2 separate regions of the Mus musculus genome follow, and region 1 is linked to region 2. A link is a contact called in ENCODE Hi-C or POLR2A ChIA-PET data. All regions are on one chromosome and are shown on one strand. The core of a region is the stretch at or near the end of the contact, and the rest is flanking DNA. Distances in the headings are between cores, read along the strand shown. Region 1 overlaps Gm567 (predicted gene 567). Region 2 holds the start of Ppp3ca (protein phosphatase 3, catalytic subunit, alpha isoform).

Evidence for each region. Hi-C counts contacts between places; a loop is a spot of excess contacts on that map. ChIA-PET counts read pairs that join two places held with the same protein, here RNA polymerase II (POLR2A).
Region 1: a loop to region 2 is called in a map of Patski, with 2.1 times the contacts of the local background. The contact joins the enhancer-like site here to the promoter of Ppp3ca in region 2. A Hi-C loop is called at or near these places in 1 of 37 maps with a recorded cell type or tissue (Patski). POLR2A ChIA-PET finds 5 or more read pairs at or near these places in 1 of 5 experiments (Patski).

Annotation. Positions count from the first base shown.
Region 1 is chr3:137,290,434-137,297,254 of GRCm38, forward strand. The region is part of intron 1 of Gm567 (predicted gene 567); the gene reads left to right. Among named protein-coding and RNA genes, the nearest start is that of Gm567, 4.2 kb to the left of the region's middle. Within about 2 kb of position 2,863, at least 1 of the 3 ENCODE cell types and tissues checked has a DNase peak (open chromatin) inside an H3K27ac peak, as active enhancers do.
Region 2 is chr3:136,667,914-136,674,268 of GRCm38, forward strand. It overlaps Ppp3ca (protein phosphatase 3, catalytic subunit, alpha isoform), which reads left to right and starts at 2,153. Exons shown (of 14, transcript NM_008913.5): 1 at 2,153-2,988. The coding sequence starts at 2,931.

The DNA of each region.
Region 1 (6,821 bases), core at 1,613-4,112, 620 kb after region 2:
TAATATCTTACAGTTTCCTCTTTAATTAAGTCTGGCTCTTATTGCTTGCAATAATGTAGCTGATGGCTGGCACTTTCATGTCTCATGCATATATACAAAAATAATTTCTTCTTAGGAATTCAGTAATCCCAGCCTTTCCATGATGTCAAGACTAAGGATAGCTTTGGCTCTGTATAGATATGTCACATCTAGGAAAGTGACCCCGCATCTCTGCTCTTCCCAGTCATAATTACCCTCTTTCTTCCTTGATCCCCAACTTTATGCCATCATGAAAAATTCTATATTCAATCAATTGAGAATGTGCGTACCCAACTGCCTGTCTTATCTTGCTATATGTGAACCAGGGAAATATCTGTCTTCTTTACCTTGTCATTTAGCACTTGTTTGTAATAGGAACTTGAAGCATCATTTTCTAGCTTTTATATAGATGAGACCATTTAATCTACAAATAGGATAATGTTAGTTCACTTCTGCTTTTATTCATTTTCATATATGTATATTTAATATATACACACATATATAATAAAAACATCCATATATATATATATGAAAACACACATATATATATGAAAACACACAAGTATATATGTATATACACAGAGAGAGAGAGAGAGAGTACAACAGAGAGACTACGTGAAGCACAGAGTTTATAGCTGGTGAGGTCATATCTAATTATTAGTAGTGACAAGATTCAACCATCACTGAAAGTGGTGGTCGAATTTCAATGTACATTAGGATCATCAGAGAGTCTAATTAAAACAAAATGTTGGGCCATTCCCTTAGAAATTCTCATTTACTAGGTCTGGTGTAATAGTAACTTTTATTCACCTGATTTCAATGTCATCTCAGAGGCATACTGCCTTCATCTGCTAACCTAGGCCTAGTCCTGGAAGCTTGCTAGCACTTCTGTACAATCTTATCTAGGCCTAGAATATTTTCAGCCTCTGAGACTTGCTGCTGAATAGGTTTCCCCTTTCTTGTTCCTTCTGATCTTTGGCAGGTTGGTACAACTGAGCTGTTCTGACTCAAACTCCTCTCCAAGCTAACTGATTCAATCTGGTGTCTCTTTTTCTGCCTCTGAATTGCTCTGCTTAGACTCACACCAACTGTGGCAATATTCCAGTCTCTTGGTTCCTTCTCATTCTTTGGCTCATTCTGTCTTCATCTATGTCTAGCTTGTTCTCCCTCTGCAACCTGTCTTTCTATAACTGTTGCAATAAAACTGCCTTCTCTCTCTGCACTGCCCCTTAAATAGCTTCCCTTTCCTCTCTCTTCTTGTGAGTGTTGGGTGTATCCTATCAAATCTTTCTCTGATTTGCTACTTGATCTGCCACTCAATTAGACATCACTTTCAGACATGGGTACTTCCTTCGACTAACTAACTTTACCTTCATTGTTTGGGATTAAAGGTGTGTAGGATTAAAGGTGTGTATACTAAGGGCTGAGCCACACCACAACTAAAAACAGTTTGGTTTTGGTATTTTTGTTTATTTGGTTGGTTGGTTGGTTGGTTGGTTTGGTTTTAGTGTTTGTTCTTTTTTCAGTAAATAACACAGTCTTATGGATCAAGGTATGAGCAAATATCCTGCAAGAGTCTGGCGTGGAGTCCAATAATGAGTACTATTTATAAGGTTCCAAAACTGCTATTAACACTGGTACCAAGACCATACTTGGAGGACTGCTGCCTTGCATCATAGAGGATCTTCATCTTACTGGGATGTTGGCTGAATTAGATGGCAAATGGTTTCTAAGAGAGACAGGAATATTGTTTACACTCTATCTTCTCTATCCATGAAATTATGTTATTTCTCATGCTCTCTCTCTTTTTTCCCTTCCCTTTCTTTCTTTCTCTTTCTCTCTCTCTCCTTCTTCTTCATCATCTTCTTCTCCTTCTCCTTCTCCTTCTTCTCCTTCTTCTCCTTCTTCTCCTTCTTCTCCTTCTTCTCCTTCTTCTCCTTCTTCTCCTTCTTCTCCTTCTTCTCCTTCTCCTTCTTCTCCTCCTTCTCCTCCTTCTCCTCCTTCTCCTCCTCCTCCTCCTCCTCCTCCTCCTCCTTCCTCTTCTTCTTCTTCTTCTTCTTCTTCTTCTTCTTCTTCTTCTTCTTCTTCTTCTTCTTCTTCTTCTTCTTTTGCATCCTTACAGTTGCTCTTTCCTCTGCCTGTAACCCTCCCTCCCAGTGCTTTTATGATTTGTTTCCCCAGTTCATTTAAGCCCTTGTCCAAACAAAATCTTCCCAGAACAGCTTGTCTAACAACTGTACCCAAAGTACAACCCTGTCATTCTGTCCCCTTATCAAGCCCTCTTTCTTCATAGCATTTTTCATAGTTTTTAATACTGATATCGTTAAACATATCATATGATCTAGTTATGTAGATACTATTTTAAAAGAAAAGAATTCTGCCTCATCATGTATGACACCAAATTCTAATGCTCAGAGGGAATTTCGAACACAACCCAGATGTACCACATTATCTGATACCAGGATACCTGTTCTTAAACATCGTATATCAGGATAATCCTTTATTGACTGGCTGATATCTATTGTCTCTGTGTTAAAAATAGGCACCTAGAAGAGCAGAGATGGATAGATGGTAAAACATTGCTGGTAATGAAATGTCCAGACACCTGACAGATTACTAAGGCTAAGAGTATGAAAAATGATATATACTTCACAGCTATCAGCAGGCAATTGAAAATGCCTCCTTTTATGAGAGGGTCAAGACAGTTTCATTTTAGGATCCGTACTTACTGGCAAAATTGATTTCAGTATGTGCAAGGGGAAATGCTTTGTTATCTCCTCTCTCTGGCAGAGAGTGAAAAGAGGAAACCCCAGAAAAGGGAAACTGTGTGATAGCCATAGAAGGGCCGGCCGATGTGTAATGCACAGCGCAGCTGAAGAATTTTAAGTTGCCGGCCCTCTTGGCACACTTCACAGACCCCACTCGCTTCCTGTGGATTCCTTTTTAGTTCTGTCATGCAGAACCTGGACTTCCATGCTCTCATGCCTGTGAGTTACAAATTGCCATGGGCCATGCTCCTCTGAGTAAGAACTGAAAATCAAACGTCACTCAAAACAACCTAAAGTGGATATCTGGCACAGAGCTGCACTGGCTGCTCTCACTTAGCCCCAGGCTTGGTCTAAGCCAGTAATGCAAGGTATTTGTTTGACAACATGGTTTTATTCTTTGACTTCATGCCTATACCTACCTGGAATAAGTCAGATACATGAAAGCTGAAAGGTCTTGTTTCTGTTCCTTTGGAGACAGTGAAGTTCACTCTTTCTCATTGGCAATGCCATATATCTATAGAGAATTATCATTTCATAACCCGAGCCCTTGTAAATATTACTCCAGAAATCCAGAAATTGACTTGAAAGTAATGGTCACATATTCACTTTTGTCATTGTATTTTATAGGAGATAAATAAATATTTAATTAAAGTTTGTTTTTAATTTATAGTTCATAGCCTGTAGACGAAATATTTCTTTGTGTACAGAGAATCATCATCTAAAGGGGCTCAAGTTTCCCTTCGGTCAGGCTGACACTTGGTGCTTTGAGCCAAGTCTCTGCTTCATGCTTCAACAGGAATGAAACCTACACTGCCCTTGAGCACGTCTATTCCCTGGCTCAGTTTAACATTTAGAACCTGAGGAAGGGTGTTGGTTAAATCACACACTGGTTGGTGTCTGACTGCAATCTGGCTACTAATACTCAACGAAGATTTATTTACATCTCTTGACCAAAATTCTCTTATCTTCTCTTTTTCACAGAGATTACATTATTAAAAAGCCAAGAATATTCCACTATATCTTCACAGATACGCAAGATAAGTAAGAATGCCCTAGATAACATACCAGGATCTCATAGAAGAATATATTGAAATAAGACGATAAGACATACTATATATATATGTGTGTGTCTGTGTGTGTGTGTGTGTGTGTGTGTGTGTGTGTGTATATGTATACACTTGAAAGTAATATATATATTTAAAGAGTTCCCTGAAATCAAGAAAATTTCAACATGTAGTTTAAAAGAATTCTAAGTTTTGATTTAAATACCAAGATTTGAAGGAAATTACTTTCAACTGTTCTAAAAAACCTTGCTGGTAAACAAGACAACAGAAGTGTAACAAATCAAGACATGGGCAGAGAAACTAGAGAGATGGCTCATCTCAGTCCCTGGCACCCATGCCAGGAAGCTCACAACCACCTGTAACTCCAGCCCCAAGGACTCTGAAGCCCCCTTTGGGCCTCCATAGGGACCTGCACACACGTCTACATATCCATGCATAGATTCAAATACATATACTTGATTAAAACCAAAAATAAACATTTAGGAAAAGAATAACTAAAAAAAAAAATTCACAGGGGAAAATTGTGGTCTAAAATCTATTTAACTGCTGAAAAAGATTGGGGCAAAGGTCAAGACTATGAGTTCAATCCAAGTATAAATATTATAGTCCTTAGTGAGGTATATAGTTGGCCAAAGTTAGAGGAGCAAATGTACTGACCTCTTTTCCACAAATAAAAAGTAAAGGCAGAGCCGGGTGTGGTGGTGCATGCCTTTAATCCCAGCACTCGGGAGGCAGAGGCAGGAGGATTTCTGATTTCGAGATCAGCCTGGTCTACAAAGTGAGTTCCAGGACAGCCAGGGCTATACAGAGAAACCCTGTCTCGAACCCCCCCCCCCCGCCAAAAAAAAAAAGTAAAGACAGGGCATATTTAAAAATCACAAAGATACATAAAGCAAAGAACTTGCAAAGTTCTAAAGCAATTTAATATTAACAAGATAGAAAACAATGCTCCTATCAAAGAAGACAATTAGGCTAAACTCCTGTGATGGCTTACGATCATTCTCCTTTGGATTACAAAGAAAAATGCTATTCTCAAACAAAAGATGAAAACCATGTCAGGTGACTACTAACAAAAGGAATGTGGAGAGCCTGAGTGAAGCCAGAAATCACCAAATGAAGGTGACAAGGGGCTTCCTCCCTTCCCAGTTCCCAGGGATTGTTCTTCAGCGACTTCACCAGACAATTCTAGAAGTTCTAGACACACTAGGAATAAACATAGTGTATGAACTATTCCAGAACATCACAGAAGCTCTGGGAGAGCTTACATTAAAGCATATACATACACTTTGTGAACTTGTTTATATTTACAAAAAACATATTTCTGTAGAGCCATTTAGGATAACATTAAGGAGTTTTCACAGGTAGGAAAGGGAGTTAGAGGAAATGTTTTATTCCATATCATCTACTACCTGTAGAAAAATAAATACAACTAAATAGCATCACTTAGTCTCATTTTGTGAAGGGGGTACTTTCACTACACAAGGATTAAAGGAAGTGACATTCTCTTCCAAACCATGGAAAATGGCTGTCACCAGTTTTAAGTGTCAGAAGTAAAATGGTAAGAAGCTGGAACATAGCGTGCTCTACAAGGGTCGAGTCTCCAGGCTCCTACAGGTGCAGACTGTCAAAGACTACAGGGCACAGTTATCATAAGGATCAGCAAGTCTAGATGAGGCACAGCCCCAGACAGACAGACACACAGCCTGAGGCGATGCTGTCTCTGTGGGCAGAAATGAATTTACCACAATGGTAATAAGTCTTCAGTGTTATAAATTATCCCTTCTCTAGTGTCCTGGGAACTGGGGAAGTTTACAATGTTCTAGGAGGGAAAGGAGACTCACGCTGTACTGAGGGAGCATTTCTGGCAAATTTACTCAAGTGAATCTTGAAGGATTCTGCACCATGCTGTGCTGTGGATCCTTGGTCATAGTCACTTATTTTGTACCTATTCTTAGTAGTTCATAGCTATTCTAACAGATATCATAAGATGGGTGGATTATGCATAACAAAATGTGTCTCTCATACGTCTAGATACTAGAAGTCTGAGGTCAGAGGTCCAGCACATACAGGTTCGGAGACTTGTACTGTCTATACCTGCATGTGTCAGAAGGGCATGTGAGCTCTTCGGTGCCTTTTCTGTCAGGATGTTAATCCAATTTCAGAAACTTCATGTCTACTCACCCATCACAGACTTCACTGCCAAATAACTTTGACAGTGGAGATGAGATTCAATGAATTATGGGAGGCCAGAACCATTCAGAACCACCCTACTGCCCTGACTCATGCCTGTGTCCCATGCAAAATGTAGTTGGTCCAACCTAATAACTCTCATTGAGTCTCTCAATTCATTCTACCACCAACTCAAAACATAAAGTCTGAATATCATCTAATCAAATACAGTGGATGAGGTTGAGATATGATTCATTCTGAGACAGATTCATCCTCAGCTATGTGATCAATGTAGTTACAAAATACAATAGGCAAAACATGCATTAGAGAACATTTCTTTCCCAAAAGGGAGAAAGGAGAACAAGAGACAGGTCCAGAGTGAAGTCAAAACCAAGAGTACATATTCCTTTACATCTTAAAGCCTACGAGCATCTCAATCATTTTTGGATTGGACGCTCCAGGCTCAGCTGTTGGGCTCATCTTTAGGATGTCTGTAAGAGGGGTGCCTTCCTTCACTGTGGTAGAGATCCTACCCCTACAGCTCAGCAAACATTGTTCCCTTGGGTCTCTGTAGGGTCACCTTCTTGGCTCCCTTCTTTTAAAAATAAGGAGGCAGGTCGTCCTTTACATCTCTCAAATTACCTTTATTTACTCTCAATAAAGGGCAGAGTGCTCCAGGACAGCAGAGCTACTGTGTGTCCTCTTGTATGACATCCAAGATCTCTGACATCCTTTTCATCTCTTCTCCCTGGACTGTCAGTCATTTCCTGCTATGATGAACATACCATTTCCTGTTTTATTC
Region 2 (6,355 bases), core at 903-3,402:
GCGCACACACACACACACACACTAAAAGTATTTGATGATAGAAAGATGTGCTGTGCAAAGTGATTACTATTTGTCACCCCCTCCCCCCCCCCACACACACCTTATGTGGACTTGGGATGGACTGAAGGGTGTTTCTGAAAGGTCTACCTTTAGTTCCTATTTCTATTATCAAACTTTTCAATGTGTTTGATAATTTCAGCCCCTGATCCTAGCTCAAGGATGCCTTTCCTATGCCCAGGGGAGAGCTACTCTAAATAACAGTTGCATCTGTGAGCAGCGTGGGGGTGAGGGAGTCTTGGCTTTCAAAGTGAGGATCCCCAGATAAGGTTTCCTGGTCTTTCCTGAAGCAGGCCCTGCTCACCCACAGGTCTTGGCGTCCTTCCCTCTCTTCCAGCCATCTGGCCAGGGACCAGCTTCCCAAATCTGCCTTGGCAACTAGCTCTGCTCTAGCCCAGGAGGCTGTTTGCAACAACCCCTAACTGAGGAGATTACAGAGTCCTCTTGTAGATAATTTCATGTTCCCTGAAAATTCCACTGGGCTATATAGATCTTATTGAAAGCAAGGACCCTAGAGGTGGCAAATTTAGCAGCAGAAATCTGGCCACGAGGGCAGCCTCCCTTTGCGGATGGGATGTGACCATCCACTCCATCTCTCCTTTTGACTGGCAGGCTAGCCTTCTCACATCCTCTGTCCTAAAATCCTTGAGGCTACCTAGTTGTCATGCCCCAGAGCCACCAATTTGCTATTAAATTTGTATTTTTTTGGACTTGAGTTTCATCTAATCCCTGTGGCCAGATCAGTTCTCCTGGCTCCATCTCCTAGCTTCCTAAACTCCCCCCCCCGCCCCCTCCCAAGACAGTCCTGGCTGTCCTGGGACTCAGTCTGTAGACCAGACTGGCCTGGAACTTACAGAGCTCCTCCTGCCTCTGCCTCCCAGATGCTGGGACTAATGGAGTGTGCCTCCAGCAGCTTCCCACACCTTTTTGTAGGCCCTTTATTAAGCTTACAGTCCAATTCAGGAAATACGAAAACCCTGATACTGAAGGAATTTGAAAATAAAACAGGAAGGACAAGGGTGAGAAATTTATTCAGCTCTCTTCATAATTTCCTTGCTGGTCCTTGGGGTTGTGGTAGGCCAGGGGGAGGGCTGTGCCCAGAAGATATTTTGTTTGTTTGTTTGTTTGTTTTTTCGAGGCAGGGTTTCTCGGTATAGCTCTAGCTGTCCTGGAACTCAGGAGGCAGAAGATATTTTGAAGAGCATTTCATACACGGTCCCTTATTTTCCTTCTTATGAGGGACTTGTGAGAAACTGCAACAAGCCAAGGCCCTACATGCATCTTGATCACTGAGTGACTGACTGGAAGGAACAGGAAGAAATTTAGTGTCACCTATCGCCACCAGTGACTGCTAGCTCCTGTGAACAGGGAAAAGGCGACCTCTCCCGAGTCTTTCTGACTCCTCTTATCTCCTAGGGCATCCAGGGTCACTGAGCACAGCCAGGGTCGCATAGGCTCCAGTCTGTTCCCATCCACCTTGGATAGCTAGCCAGCCAGCCACCGCGTCCCGCAGCGCCCCAAACACACTTTCGTTTCTTCCCGTGAAGTTGTGCACGCGTCCTAACCACCCCACCATCAGTAATCCCCGTCCACCTAGCTCAGGCAGAGCTGCCTCCCCAAGGTAAGCTGTTTACTCGTCGCCTTCCTTGGCGATCCTCCCTGGACAGCTGCGGCAGCGACAGCAGCTGCGCCGCGGCCGGGAGCGTCCGGCGCTCCTCCTTCCTCGGTCTCCGAACTCACTACTGCGGGCCACTCACACACTCGGAGCGGCCGAGACCCACCCGGGAGTGTGTGCAGGACTTCGGGAGTGGGCAGGCGCGGGGGCACGCAGCAGCCCAGCTCCTCCCGGCCCCTACTCCCAGTCCAGCCTCCCTCCTCCCTGCCCACTCCAGTGACACTTGAGCGGTCACAGGGCGGTGGAGGCAGCAGGCCCACGGGACTGACTGGCACCCTGAAGAAAACAGAGCAGGGGGCGGGGCGGTCACCCAGACCACCGCCTTAGCGATGAGGGACGCGCTCTCCAGCCAATGAGCTTGCGAGGTGCAACGTGGGGCGGGCCCTAAGGCGGACCCCGAGGAGGAGGTGGCCAGGGCGCTGGAGGCGGGGGCGGTGAGGAGGAAGGGGAGGAGGCGGAGGCGGGCGCGGTGGTGGCGGCGGCCGGCGCGGCGGCGGAGGCGAGGTTGTGCCCCGGACTGTGTCCACCGAGCTCAGCGGCTGTTGCCTGTGCGTGGAGAAGCAGCGGCGCCGCGAGGCAGAGGAGGATCGCGGACGAGCGCGGCGGCGGGACGTCTACGGCTGCCGCGGCCCCGGCGGCGCCCGGCGACAATCGGCGTGGGGAAGCAGCGGCGGCCGCAGCGGCAGCCGCCTCTCCAGCACCGGGAAGCCGAGGCGCGGCTGGCGGCGCTGACATCCGCGGCCCTGCCTCTCCTCCCTCGCCCCCGGCCCTCCCCATGTGATCGGTCTTAATCCCGACCGTGTGCGCGCGTGGGGGCTCCATTGCGCGGCGCCCGGTGTCGGTGCCGGGGTGGGTGCTCGCGTGTGCTTCTCCTCCCCATCCCCCGCCCCGTCCCCAAGAATAAAAGAAGAACCGGGAGGCGTGCTCAGAAAATAAATAAATAACCAGCACACACGCGCAGCCCGGAGCGAGGCGGCGGGGCTGGCGGCGGCGGAGGAGGAGTGAAGGCGGCGGCGGCGGAGGAGGGACGCGCGGAGCCGGCAGTAACTTTCGAGCCAGCCCAGAGCCCAGAGCTCCAGCCGAGCGGTTTGCAGCGCGGCGGCGGCGGCGCTGAGTGTCTGGCCCGCCGGTGCGGTCGGGGTGTGCAGTCGGACGGGACGAGCAGCGCGTCGCTGTCCCCCCCTCCCGGTGGCTGGAGATGTCCGAGCCCAAGGCGATTGATCCCAAGTTGTCGACGACCGACAGGGTGGTGAAAGGTAAGCGCAGCGCCGCGTCGGCCCGGGGTGCACCGAGTGCCGCAGGCGACTGTCCTCCCCTCCCCCGCCCCGGTCGTCCCTCTCCGGCTAGCGCCGGGGACCTTCTAGGATCTCCTGCAAGAGGCGATCCCTTCCTTCGCCGCGCCCTGCCCCCACACCGCCCACCCGGCCCTAATCGGGGCATTTATTTTTATTTATGTATTTATTTGTTTGTTTTCGTGGACGGGGGGCAGCAGTTGGCAAATGGCTGAGTGGCTGGGAGGCGGTGGCGGGGGTGGCGGTGGCGGGAGGGGGCGCCCGGGGGGGGGGGTGACTGCTGGCAGGGTGTAGCTGCTGTGACAGAAATAGGAAGTGGGTGGCTGCTCGCGGGCTTGCATGGGATCGGGTTTATGGTTTGCTCTTTGTAGAGGGAGGGGAGGTGATTTATGGCTTTTAAAAAATTAATAGGGCATTTTAATGTGGCCATGGCTTGCCGCGGACTGGCTCGCCCCGGCACATTGCTCCAGGCGCTCCATTGCAGCAGTTCCCTGGGCGCCCCCTCCCCCTCCGCGGGAAGGGCCTGCACAGGACTCGCGAGAGAGCGGGAGAGCGTGGGGGGAGCCCAGCTCCGGCTGCCGCGCGCCGCGGGGGCGGGGGGACCGGGGCCGCGTGGGGGCAGCTCCAGGCGGGGGACGACCGGAGCCCCCGCTGCCGCCCCGGGATTTCCCCGCAGGCCTGGAGCGACGCGAGCGGTGGCGATCCTCTGTCGACCTCCCTTGCCACCCACGGCTGACTGCCGCCGACCTGTCATTGCTCTTAAAGGGTTCCCCGCTGGTGCACACCTTTAGGGTGGGAAGCTCACCGTGCTCCCTTCCCCCAAGCTCCTAGCACCCCCTTGGTTACGGGCTATTTGGTTGTCTTTATTGCTAGGGGTGATTTGTATGTGTATAACTGGCAGGGATGGCTCTGGGTTGCTGGCTAGGAGAAGCCAGGGGGATTCGTGGGGTGAGGAAGGGGACAACGTGGTTGCCCTTTCTATCCCCACCATCCTCACTGTATTCCAATGTGGAACGGGGAAGAGGAACTGCAGATTCGAAAGGATTAAGTAGTGACACTTATTCTTGGGGTCAGGGTTCTGAGCAAAGCTGAGATGGGCACTAGCCTGTGCAGAGCGGGCCTCTGAAACTGGAAGGAGTGATGGGGGCGGTGTGTGTGTGTGTGTGTGTGTGTGTGTGTGTGTGTGTGTGTGTGTGTGTGTGTGTGTGTGATCAGAAACAGTATCTTATGCAGCAGAGCACTTAGCTAGAGTGCAAAGCAATCAAGTCATTTGCTCCAGGAACACTTAGGTGAAAGTAACCCAGCGCCCTCCCTAAGACATGATCCATGTTCTTTGGAGCTTTAGAAAGGATACTCGCTCCTACGTTTGCTCAGATTTTAAAGTTTTGAGTTGTGTTGTGCTGTGCTGTGTGTGCGTGCGCGCGTGCGTGCGTGTGTGTTATGTTTTCTTTTGTGAGAGAATAAAATATTTTCTCTCCTTTTGGTTATGTTGGAACCATTCCTACTTAAAAGTAGGATTCATAGAGCCGTCAAAATAAAGATGGAATAGGAAAAGCTCTGTAAAAAAAAAAGGTGATAAAGCCTCAGATGCACCGCTGTCTTGTGCAATGATCAGCAAGTATCTCCTTAATGTGTGACGTTTAGGCATAGCTCCAATGCAAAGATACTTTGTTTCCTAAACAAAGTAATAGTTTACAAAGATGATACTATGTGTTGGTAGAAAAAAAAGTCCTGTCACATTCCCTGTTTAGATGTCAAACGTGGATTTCTAAAGTGTGGATTTAGATTGTTATTGTCATCAAGTAAGCTATGTAAAACTAATTGCTTGATATGTTTACCAGTTAATAAGCAGAGCCAGTCTCCAACCATGCCATGGTTCTTTGGCCTCATGTTTCAGTGTCGAGTTTTATAAATGACTTCCTCCAGTAGTACATAGGCACACCCAGAACTCCAAAATTGTGATTTCTGTATTTTTTTCAGAAGTGATATATATGTGCGGAATGTAGATTCAAAATAGGAAACAGTACTCTAATCCCACACTTGTTTGGATAGGGATTCTACTGGAAGATTTTGTTTACAGAAAAAAAAATATTGATGACTCCTGAGTTTCAGATGGGCATGCTGCCGTGGCTTGGCTTCTCTTGGGCTTTTTTTTTTTTCCCTTCACATTTTATGTCATTGGTTTAAAAGTCCTGACACAGCTTCCAGACAACATTTTGTCATGCATAAGATTTTCAGGATTAGTATTTTGAGATGGCCATCTATTTTGATCCCTTTGAATATTATATCCCTATTTAACAAGTGGAAAGCAACACGTATGCTGAGTGGAAAAAATTTAAAGAATATATTTTTATTTTAAAATGCACATAGTATGCAGTACACGAAAACATTATTTTAGTCCCTGTTTTCTGAAACCTTTATGTCAATTGTCATTCTTGAAGTCATTTCTCAACAGAGGAAACGGTTTATCTCTGAGGAGCTATCTCTGTTCTTTAGGTCTTGTCTCCTCTTATAAAAAGTACCTGTAGCCTTATTTGATGCATATAGGAATAGTCAGAGTGGTCCTTTGGCATGCCTTGGCTTTTTCCTACAGTTATCTTTATGGCTGTGATCTGGCTTTTGCCGGATGACAAATTGCTCTTTACAAATGACTCTGTGCTTGTGGTTTTGTTTATAGTCATTTGAGGACAGCTTTCTACAGCTCTCTTGGTTTGTGCTTCAAGAGTGCAACCTTAGAAAGGTAGGTTGAGTTTTACCTTCAACTAAGGCAGTGTGGAGGCTTGTTGAGACTGCTATATCATGCACAGAGTGTTTAAACTTCTAGAAGGAAAGAGGAATGGTGGCCGAAGAGACGAACTTAAGATTATTTCCAGAAACATTACCTCAACTATAAAATCATCTGTTGCTTTCTTTGACTGTTCTGAAGTTAAAAAAAAAAAAAAAACAAATTTAAAAGTTGTTAGACTTCAGAGAAAACATTTTGGCTTTCTGTTTGTTGAGAACCAGTATAATTTGATCCATTTATTTATTTATCATTTATTGGAGCATGCAAACTATATTTGTTTGTTGTGAGAAAGACTGTATATATGTCGAGCGCTTACTTCAAACTCAAGATCCTCCTGCCTCAGTCTCCAGAGGTGGATTTCAGGAGTGCTAAACCGTGTCTGGATCACATTATGCTTTAATGCTATGCGGATACTACTGTAATCAGTAGAAGACTGAGGTTAATAGGGTAACTAGCTCTTCTCCACCCCCAACATACCCAATGGCCTGGTTCCCTCTGCAGTATACCCGAGAAGTCTATTGAGACTTTTGTAGCTGGTCACTTTGT